3 separate regions of the Homo sapiens genome follow, and all the other regions are linked to region 1. Evidence: chromatin loops called from intact Hi-C (ENCODE). Cell type or tissue: adrenal gland. All regions are shown on one strand. Links, peaks and the distances in the headings refer to the core of each region. The heading gives the core; the rest is flanking DNA. Region 1 overlaps MICOS10-NBL1 (MICOS10-NBL1 readthrough). Region 2 has its middle 14 kb from the start of MRTO4. Region 3 overlaps LOC105376819 (a long non-coding RNA gene).

What was found. Hi-C counts contacts between places; a loop is a spot of excess contacts. Peaks named below come from ENCODE experiments on the same cell type or tissue, not always from the same donor. Only the 100,000 strongest peaks of a DNase experiment are listed, where the experiment ranks them.
Region 2: it touches region 1 in a loop (2.3-fold over the local background); 43 of 110 quality-filtered maps call a loop at or near these places.
Region 3: it touches region 1 in a loop (2.0-fold over the local background); 8 of 110 quality-filtered maps call a loop at or near these places.

Annotation. Positions count from the first base shown.
Region 1 is chr1:19,652,728-19,655,227 of GRCh38, reverse strand. MICOS10-NBL1 (MICOS10-NBL1 readthrough) reads right to left here. Exons shown (of 4, transcript NM_001204089.2): 2 at 28-216. The coding sequence starts at 197. It overlaps NBL1 (NBL1, DAN family BMP antagonist), which reads right to left. Exons shown (of 4, transcript NM_005380.8): 2 at 28-216. The coding sequence starts at 197. Among named protein-coding and RNA genes, the nearest start is that of NBL1, 9.7 kb to the right of the region's middle. RefSeq lists a silencer at 1,196-1,335. In adrenal gland, for the core only: a CTCF peak has its summit at 1,367 (motif pointing right); a DNase peak (open chromatin) is centred at 1,357; H3K27ac peaks cover 396 bases.
Region 2 is chr1:19,263,473-19,268,930 of GRCh38, reverse strand. It overlaps the pseudogene AKR7L. Among named protein-coding and RNA genes, the nearest start is that of MRTO4, 14 kb to the right of the region's middle. In adrenal gland, for the core only: no CTCF peak of the experiment used is centred there; no DNase peak of the experiment used is centred there.
Region 3 is chr1:19,513,514-19,516,013 of GRCh38, reverse strand. All of the region lies in intron 1 of LOC105376819 (a long non-coding RNA gene), which reads right to left. All of the region lies in intron 3 of LOC105376817 (a long non-coding RNA gene), which reads left to right. Among named protein-coding and RNA genes, the nearest start is that of CAPZB, 29 kb to the right of the region's middle. In adrenal gland, for the core only: no CTCF peak of the experiment used is centred there; no DNase peak of the experiment used is centred there; H3K27ac peaks cover 490 bases.

The sequences.
Region 1 (2,500 bases), core at 1-2,500:
TCCCCCCACCCACCCCTTGGGTCCCACCTGTTCTGGATGGACTTGGCCTCACAGCCGCTGTGGCCCACGATCTGGGTGATGTTCTTGGCTTCGCACCAGGCACTCTTATCTGGGAACAGTGCCAGCTTGTTGATGGGTGGTGGGGCAGCCAGTAGCATGGCAGGGAGGACAGCCCCCACCAGGACCCGAAGCATCATGCCCGTGGCCTCCAGAGCCCTAGAACGGAGCACAGGTGCCAGGTGAGGCACAGCAAGGTGCAGGGGGCCGGGTAGTGGTGTTACAGCATGGACTCTGGCATCCGACTCCTTGGCGCAACCCCAGCTCTCCCACTTACTAACCAAGTGCAACTTTGGACAAGTTATTTCTCCCCTCTGAATCTCACAATTGGAGCTGGGAGTGGTACCTACATCAGATGGGTATCTGGAAGGTCAGATGAGATATTAAATGAGCCTAGCAGATAATACACATTCCATATGTGTTGGTTGGTTTTACAACTTCCTAAATTGCCTTGAGCAAGTTACTTTTTATCTCGGTGCCTCGGTTTCTTCATCTAAAAAGGGGAGATGGTGCCACTGCCTGGCACAGGATTGCGATTACGAAGTGTTCAAGCACATGTCAAGTGCTGAACAATTACTACCTCCTTTCTCCCTTTGATGCTGTGAGTCACCCAGGAAAATACACAAAAAGCTGTCCACACAGCCCTGGAGGGGCTGGCCACACACCATGTCTCCTTGAAAGCTACTGCAACCATTGTCAGGATTCTGATGTTTGAAAAGTTAGCCTTAACCTTCACGTTGCTGTGATTTCTTTTTGGTTTTGTTTTTTGAGAAAAGATCTCACTCGGTCACCCACGCTGGAGTGCAGTGGCATGATCACGGCTCACTGAAGCCTCGACTTCCCTGGGCTCAGGTGATCCTCCCACCTCAGCCTCCCGAGTTGCTGGGACTACAGGCGTCCGCCACCACACCTGGCTAATTTCTGTAAAGACCAGGTTTCGCCGTGTTGCCCAGGCTGGTCTCAAACTCCTGGGGCTCAAGCGATCTTCCTGCTTCAGCATTCCAAAGTGCTGGGATTACAGGCGTGAGCCACCGCACCTGGCCTGCAGTGAATTCCTGGGCCACCTTGGCTGGCCAGACCTCAGGCAAAAAAACTGACCCTGAACCAGACAGTATTGTTCTCTAAGATGCCTCACCAGAAACTCGAATCCACAAGGGCTCTACACAGATCACTGTCCCCAGCCCCATTCTAACACGTGAGTCAAGCGGGAGCCAATCAAAGCTAAGCACTTGGCCATTTGCAAATTCCCCTGCTATAGGATGGAGTGAGATACTAAAACAATACCAGGATCTGCCAAAAGGTGGCGCTGCAGGGCAGTCTGTGTCAAAGGATTCCGCTTTCAGGAGACTCGCCCCAGGTAAGTTTCACCCATGCCCCCCAGTGCAAAAAGCACGGGAGAGGGAGGCTTCAGAGATGAGGGCAGTGCCTTCTTCAAGGAGGCCCCCAAACCCTCGGAGGACGGCACAGCCGAGAAAGGGCATGGGTCCACGTGTGCTGGGTGACCGGGACACTCAGACCTGTTTCCCCACCACCTGTAAAATGAGTGCAGTGAGCCAGGCCAGTGGTTCCCAAACCTGAAATTTGATCAGAATTCCCTAGGAACTTGTGGAGTAAAAGTTCTAGGGTGGGTAGGAGTCTGCGTTTTGATCAGGCTTCCTAGGCAGCTATGCGCTCAGTCAGGGATTCTTTACCTTGGGACAGTCCCTAGAGGGGCCTGGATGAGGCTAAATCAGGAGGAAGAGGGGACAAGTCCTGGTCCCAGTGGCCCCACAGAAGCCCAGCACCAGGAGTCAGGTGGCTTGGGACTGGGCATCCCATTTAGGACAATCCTACCATGGGCCATGGAGATGGCAAAGCCAGGTACTTTTTTTTTTTTTTTTTTTTTGAGACGGAGTCTCGCTCTGTTGCCCAGGCTGGAGTGCAGTGGCACGATCTCTGCTCACTGCAAGCTCCGCCTCCTGGGTTCACGCCTTCTCCTGCCTCAGCCTCCCGTGTAGCTGGGACTGCAGGCGCCCACCACCATGCCCCACTAATTTTTTGTATTTTCAGTAGAGACGGGGTTTCACCGTGTTAGCCAGGATGGTCTCGATCTCCTGACCTCGTGATCCGCCCGCCTCAGCCTCCCAAAGTGCTGGGATTACAGGTGTGAGCCACTGCGCCCGGCCTTACTTATCTATTTTTTTGAGACAGAGTCTCACTCTGTCGCCCAGGCTGGAGTGTCATGGCATGATCTTGGCTCACTGCAACCTCCGCCTCCCGGGTTCAAGTGATTCTCCTGCCTCAGCCTCCAGAATAGCTGGAATTACAGGCATTCGCCACCACACCTGGCTGATTTTTGTATTTTTAGTAGAGATGGGGTTTCACCAGGTTGGCCAGGCTGGTCTCAAACTCCTGACCTCAAGTGATCTGCCCACCTCGGCCTCCCAAGGTGCTGGGATTACAG
Region 2 (5,458 bases), core at 2,959-5,458, 390 kb after region 1:
GCTGCTGAGTTCTCAGGAATAAAGATTCGTTGAGGTCTCTGCTGAGGGGCCCAGCATCCTGGGTGGTTCTGATGCCCAGAAAAGTGAGAGACCTATGACTAGAGAGGACACCCGCCCCTCAGGGCTGCAGGGTGTGGGGTGGGGCAGTGGCCTTGGATGGCTCTTTGGTTGTGGCTTCCAGTGTGACCCTGATGGTACTGACCCCTGTGCCACCATCCCCACTGAACAGCTTCTGGAAGGAGCACCACTTCGAGGGCATTGCCCTGGTGGAGAAGGCCCTGCAGGCCGCGTATGGCGCCAGCGCTCCCAGCATGACCTCGGCCGCCCTCCGGTGGATGTACCACCACTCACAGCTGCAGGTAACCAGCGACCCTGGGTGCTCAGCTTCTTCCCTTCCAGGGGAACCAGCATTCATTACCTTCAGGTGAAGCCCAAAGCATTTGTTTTCTCGATTCCTCTGAAATTTCTTTCTTCCAACTCTCATAAACACTCTTCCCACTGGTCTTTTTTTTTTTTTTTTTTTTTTTTTTTGAGACAGAGTCTCGCTCTGTTATGCCAGCTGGAGTGCAGTGGCATGATCTCGGCTCACTGCAACTTCTGCCTCCCAGACTCAAGCAATTCTCCTCCCCCAGCCTCCTGAGTAGCTGGGATTACAGGCACGCACCACTATGACCAACTAATTGTTTGTATTTATAGTAGAGATGGGGTTTCGCCAAGCTGCCTATGCTGGTCTTGAACTCCTGAGCTCAGACAATTCGCCCTCCTCAGCCTCTGAAAGTGCTGGGATTACAGGCGTGAGCCCCTGCGCTCGGCCTTCCCATTGGTCTTTGATGGTATCTGAGTGCCAGGCTTTGTAATGAGGGCTTCACTGCAGGGATTTCATTATTCCTTCAGCTTTATGAAATGACTATCCCAGTGTTATTGATGAGGAAACTGAGTTTCACCCAGCTATGAAAGGGGAAGACATTTTAACACAGGTTCAACTGTAAAGCCCACTAGCCTCATCCTTTTGGTGGGAGCTGGAGTTTCCCTCTCTCAGTGCCTCATGTCTTCCTCACTTATATCCAACTCCAGCCTTAGATGTTGCAATAGTGTCTGGCATATATACAGTAGGTGCTCAATAAATGGGAGCTAAGTGCTCTACATAATTTTTCACACCCATAACCATGTTGAAAATAGAAAAGAGGATTGAATCTCAGAGAGGTTTAATAACTTAGCCGCGTTTACACAGCTGCTGGGGGGCAGAACTGGGCTGTGAATGTAGGTCTGTCTGGAAGCGTCGTGTGGCAGTAGGGGAAGGGATACAGGTTTTGCGTCACATGGGTACAGCTATCCAAGGCACCTTAAGTTCTTTCTGGACATATGGGATACAAGAGATCCCAAATCTCAGCAGGGAGGTGGCTGGGACAGCTGTGAGTGGAGTCGCTGTGCAGCAGAAGAGGGTTGAAGTCTGGCCGTCTCCCTTGCAGGGTGCCCACGGGGACGCGGTCATCCTGGGCATGTCCAGCCTGGAGCAGCTGGAGCAGAACTTGGCAGCGGCAGAGGAAGGGCCCCTGGAGCCGGCTGTCGTGGACGCCTTTAATCAAGCCTGGCATTTGTTTGCCCACGAATGTCCCAACTACTTCATCTAAGCTCATTGTGGCTCAGGCTGCCCAAGGCTTTTCTGTCAACTCTTTTGCTCTCTCCCGCTTTGTCTAATTTAGAACTGCCTCACTAAATTCTTAGGGATGGAAGTATTTGGAAAAAAACCTAACAGTAGAGTCACCACCTAAGGAAGAATAAAATCTCCCAGGGTGCTGTGTGTTAGTCTGTTTGCGTTGCTATAAAAGAATACCTGAGACTGGGTCATGTATAAAGAAAAGAGGTTTCTTTGGCTCACAGTTCTGCAGTCTGTACAAGAGGGTGTGGTGCCGGCATCTGCTCTTGGTGAGGGCCTCAGGAAGCTTAGAATCATGGCAGAAGGGGAAACGGAGCCAGCGTGTCACATGGTGAGAGAGGGAGCAAGAGACAGACAGGGGAGGAAATTCACACACTGATGGTGGGGATGTAAAATGGTACAACCAGTTTGGAAAACAGTTTGGCAGTTTCTCAAAGGATTAAACATAAAATTACCATAGGATTCAGCAGTTCCACTTGTGGGTATGTAGCCAAGAGAAATGAAAACATATCTCCCCACAAAAAAACTTGGGTATGAGATTTCACATTATCATTGCTCATAATAGCCAATAAGTAAAAACAACCCAAATGTCCAAGAATGAATAAATGGATAAACAAAATATGGTATATTTATACAACAGACTATTATTCGGCCATTAAAAAAAAAAAAGAGTGGCTGACACCTGTAATCTCAGCACTTTGAGAGGCCAAGGCAGTAGGACTGATTGAAGACAGGAGTTCCAGACCAGTCTGGGAAACAAAGCGAGACCCTGTCTCCACTAAACATAAAAACAAAATTACTGGGGCCCCATGGCACACACCTGTAGTCCCAGCTGCTCGGGAAGCTGAGATGGGCGGATTGCTTGAGCCCAGGTATTCAAGTCTGGAGTGAGCTATGACTGTGCCACTGCACTCCAGCCTGGGCGACAGAGCAAACCCTGTTTCCAAACAAACAAACAAACAAACAAATACACAGACAGAAGTAGTTAAACATCTACAAGGTAAGTGCATCTTGAAGACGTGTTAAGTTAAAGAAGCCAATTACAAAAGGTTTCACGTTGTATGATTTCGTTTATATGAAATGTCCAGAATAGGCAAATCTGTTTGAGAGAGAGAAAGTAGATGAGTACTTGCCTAGGACTGGGAGGAGGATTGCGAGGAAATGGAGATTCACTGCTAATGAGTACAGGGTTTCTTTTGGGGGCGCTTATGAAGATGCTCTGAAATTGATTGTGATGGTTGTACAACTCTGAATACATGAAACAGCATTAAACATCACTTTAAGTAAGTCAACTGTATAGTGTCTGAATTATGTCTCAATACTGTTGTTTTTAAAAAACAAAACAGGCCAGGCACGGTGTCTCATTCCTGAAATCCCAGAACTCTGAGAGGCCTAGGCAAGGGGATTGCTTGAATCCAGGAGTTCAAGAGCAGCCTGGGCAACATGGTGAAATCCCATCTTGACAAAATATACAAAAATTAGCTGGGTGGTGGCAAACCCACTGTTTGGGTAGAACTCAGTGGGGGAAGCCTCATCTGTTCCCCGGTGTCTGAGGCGTGATTTAGCAGCTGTAGGCTAGGGTCACCTGAAGACATTCACTTATCAGCTGCTGTCATTAACTGGCACACATGTGGCCTCTGCATGTGGCTTCCAAGGGAGCACATCTCAAGCAATCTAGGCAGAAGCCATGTGGCCTTTTATGTCCCAGCCTCAGGAGTCCATAGCATCACTCTTGTGTCCTGGGAGGGGAGTCAAAGATACCTGTACAAAGAGCATTTGAGAGCATGGGGTGGTTATCTTAGGAAAATAAACTGTAACACTGGGAGCAACGGTCCTGAGTGGTCAAGTCGAGATGAGCCCCAGGAGCTGCTGAGACTCTTGAGTATCCCCATCAGGGATGCATTCTCTGCTATGCCACATCCCACCTATTAGAATCTTCTGGATACTATATCTCAAAGATAGTTGATGTCCACTTGAATTCAGCCATTTCATATCTTTTTTCTCTTCTTTTTTTCCCACTCCACCTCCTCCCTCAGCCATTTTATATCTAAAGAGCTTCTTCAAGAGACAGTTCCCAAACAGCACCTTAAATATATATACAATTCGTATTTGTTAATTTAAAAACAAATGAGAAGGAACAAAAAGACCTAAAGGAGCAGAGCTGGATCTGGAGAGCGTCTAATATATATTTATTCATCCTCAAACTAAGGAAACTGCTCTGTGCTGTATAAAAGACTGGAGAAGGGCCAGGCGCAGTGGCTCACGCCTGTAATCCCAGCACTTTGGGAGGCCGAGGCGGGCGGATTATGGGGTCAGGAGATCAAGACCATCCTAGTTAACATGGTGAAACCCCGTCTCTACTAAAAATACAAAAAATTAGCCGGGCATGGTGGTGGGCGCCTGTAGTTCCAGCTACCCGGGAGGCTGACGCGGGAGGATGGCGTAAATCCGGGAGGTGGAGCTTGCAGTGAGCTGAGATCATGCCACTGCACTCCAGCCTGGGCGACAGAGCAAGACTCCATCTCAAAAAAGAAAAAAAAAAAAAAAAAAGACTGGAGAAGGAGGTGACATAGATTTTGCACATGGGAATTCATGAGGAGGGGAGTTCCTGAAACTTCAGGCTGCCATGGGCTGCCCTACTTGCTTCATTTCTGACCTGCTTGTTCCCAGTGACTGGGTTGGTTGGCATCACCAGTGTCTCAAATTGGGCCATTCTGAATACATTTCAGAAGCAACAGGAAGGTAAGAGTGCCAGGCTCCACAATTGTTTATGAACAAGTACATTTCTGCTGCATGGATTTTTAATTTAATAAGGCTGTTTTTACCATGGCTTTTTTTTTTTTTTTTTTTTTTGAGATGGAGTCTAGCTCTGTTGCCCAGGCTGGAGTGCAGTGGTGCAATCTTGGCTCACTGCAACCTCTGCCTCCCGGGTTCAAGCAATTCTCTGCCTCAGCCTCCCGAGTAGCTGGGACTACAGGCGCCTGCCACCACACCTGGCTCATTTTTTATATTTTTAGTAGAGACGGGGTTTCACCATCTTGGCCAGCCTGGTCTTGAACTCCTGACCTCGTGATCCACCCGCCTCGGCCTCCCAAAGTGCTGGGATTGCAGGCGTGAGCCACCGTCCTTACCATGGCATTTGTAAGTGTATGTCCACTGCAGAAACAAATTTCTATTCTCAATGTTGAGCTTTATTAACTGAATTTGAAATAGCATTCACAACAGTTAGATGCTTTCTCTCTCACAAAATGGATTTCCAAAAGCTTTACTCTGATTCCAAGAGTTGGATGGAAGACAGTTTATATATACAAGCTGGAAGCCACCACACCCAGTCTATTTCTTAAAATTTGGACAATTTATTAAAGTGATATGTGCCCATGGTTAAAAGCTGTCACTTTCCAAGTCTCATTCCTCAGAGGCAACTTCTAGAAATTCTTGCAGCTTTCTTTTTCTCTAGCAGTTACTGCTGCACTATGTCTAAAGTATACACTTGGCTGGGGGTGGTGGTTCACACCTATAATCCCAACACTTTGGGAGACAAAGGTGAATCGCTTGAGCCCAGGAGTTTGAGACCAGCCTGGGCAGGTCAGTGAGACTGTCTCTACAAAAAAATTTTAAAAACTAGCCAGGCATGGTGTCATAGGCCTGTAGTTCCAGCCTTAGGAGGCCAAGATAGGAGGATTGCTTGAGCTTAGGAGTTTGGCCTGGATATTAAAGCAAGACCACCATCTCTTATTAAAAAAAAAGCTACACACTTTATCGCTATTCCTTAATATATCAAATTTAGATGTCGTGTGTGGG
Region 3 (2,500 bases), core at 1-2,500, 140 kb after region 1:
TTACGCAGTCTCAGGTAGTTTTTTGTTTTTTTTTTTTTTTTTTTTTTTTTTTTTTGGAGATGGAGTGTCGCTCTGTCACCCAGGCTGGAGTGCAGTGGCATGATCTCAGCTCACTGCAACCTCTGCCTCCTGAGTTCAAGTGATTCTCCTGTCTCAGCCTCCAAAGTAGCTGGGACTACAGGCACCCACCTGGCTAATTTTTGTATTTTTAGTAGAGATGGGGTTTCACCATATTGGTCAGTCTGGTCTCGAATTCCTGACCTCAGGTGATCTGCCCACCTCAGCCTCCCAAAACTTGAATTACATGCGTGAGCCACCGCACCCAGCCCAGTAGTTCTTTATAGCAGTGCAAGAACAAACTAATATGCCATCTCTACCAAGAATAATTTTTAAAATTAGCTGGGCATGGTGGCATGTGCTTGTGGTCCAAGCTACTTGGGAGGCTGAGATGGGAGGATTGCTTGAGCCTGGGAGGTCAAGGCGGCAGTGAGCCATTATCACACCACTGCACTCCAGCTTGGGCAACAGAGCCAGACTCTGTCTCAAAAAAAAAAAAAAAAGAAGAGGAAGAAGCAGCAGCAGCAGCTCTTTACCACACACCTAAAACAAATCAAATATCTCCAAAATCAGTTCACTGGAAATCAAGTGATATTATCATCCCCACCTACTTGGTTCTTGTGTCTTCCTTTCATTTTGTGCCAAATTCAAGCAGGAAAAAGTGGCATGTTCCTTTTTTTTTTGAGACAAGTCTCGCTCTTATCCCCCAGGCTTGAGTGCAATGGCTCGATCTCAGCTCACTGCAACCTCCGCCTCCCAGGTTCAAACAATTCTCCTGCCTCTGCCTCCCAAGTAGCTGGGATTAAGGCGCCTGCCACCACGCCCAGCTAATTTTTGTATTTTTTAATAGAGACAGGGTTTCACCATGTTGGCCAGGCTGGTCTCGAACTCCTGACCTCAGGTGATCTGCCCGCCTTGGCCTCCCAAAGTGCTGGGATTACAGGCGTGAGCCACTGCGCCCGGCCAAAAGTGGCATGTTCTTTACTGTGCTTTCCCCAAACCCTAGCAGTCTCAGTAGAGGCACATCTAAGCAGCCTACAATTAAATTAGAGAACTGGACCTCCCAACAAATAGAAATAACACATAATTCATTTTAAGTCTAACAGCAAATAGAGACAACACATAATTCATTATAAGTCTAGCAGTGAAGTGATGGGATTTCAAAAAAAGTTATGTTCTTTCCATCTGTAGCTAAAATATTTACACGGGGCCCTGGTCATATGCAAGTGGTGGTTTACAGAGCACAGCTTGTTCAAACCAAACAGTTGCTCTGTTCCCACTTTTGGAAACTTGTCAAGGAATCAGTGTTTACTTAGACAACTCGGGCCCCAAGAGGCCCTTGTGTAGACTGAATTCAATCCAAGGAGAAACCAAGGCCCGGGAACATTCCTCCTTCTCCCCTGACCATTGAACCGCAGACCTCTCAGTTCTCCAGGGCCCTCTCGAAGGCATCCGGTTGAGCCTCTGGTCAACTGTCCAGTGCCCAGCCTAGACAACGGAGACTAAGTCCTTTTTTAGAATTCCCAGGCTGGGCACAGTGGCTCACACCTGTAATCCCAGCACTTTGGAAGGCCAAGGCGGATGAATCATGAGGTCCGGAGTTCAAGACCAGCCTGGCCAAGATGATGAAACCCAGTCTCTACCAAAAATACAAAAATTAGCCGGGCGTGGGGGTGGGCGCCTGTAATACCAGCTCCTCAGGAGACTGAGGCAGAGAATTGCTTGAACCCAGGAGACAGAGGTTGCAGTGAGCCAAAATCGTGTCACTGCACTCCAGTCTGGGCGACAGAGCGAGACTCAGTCTCAAAAAACAAAAAACAAAACAAAACAAAAAAACACTGAGCACGGTGGCTCACGCCTGTAATCCCAGCACTTTGGGAGGCCGAGGCGGGCGGATCACAAGGTCAGGAGATCACCATCCTGGCTAACATGGTGAAACCCCGTCTCTACTAAAAATACAAAAAATTAGCCGGGAGTCCCAGCTACTTGGGAGGCTGAGGCAGGAGAATAGTGTGAACCCGGGAGGCGGAGCTTGCAGTGAGCCGAGATTGCGCCACTGCACTCCAGCCTGGGCTACAGAGCGAGACTCTGTCTCAACAACAACAACAACGACAACAAGAAGAATTGGCCCCTTCGCGCCCAACCTTTTGAGTAATTGTGTGCGTGAACATCTCATTTATTTAACTCCCAAAGAGAGAGCTTTGGCTTCAGGGCAAAGGATTTGATGTTTAATATGTGGGTGACTTGAATTAGTCTAGAGCATAATTCAGGACATGGGCCCGCTGTGGGAAACTGGCCACAGAGAACCTAGGAAGGTGAAGTCTGAGTGTTCAGGAAACACGATCTGCTATTTCTACCCAAAGCAAGAAAACAAGCCCTATGTTATTGAAGAACAGTGGAGGTCCAAGTGTGAATATCAACAATTGTGCACATAAAAAGCACT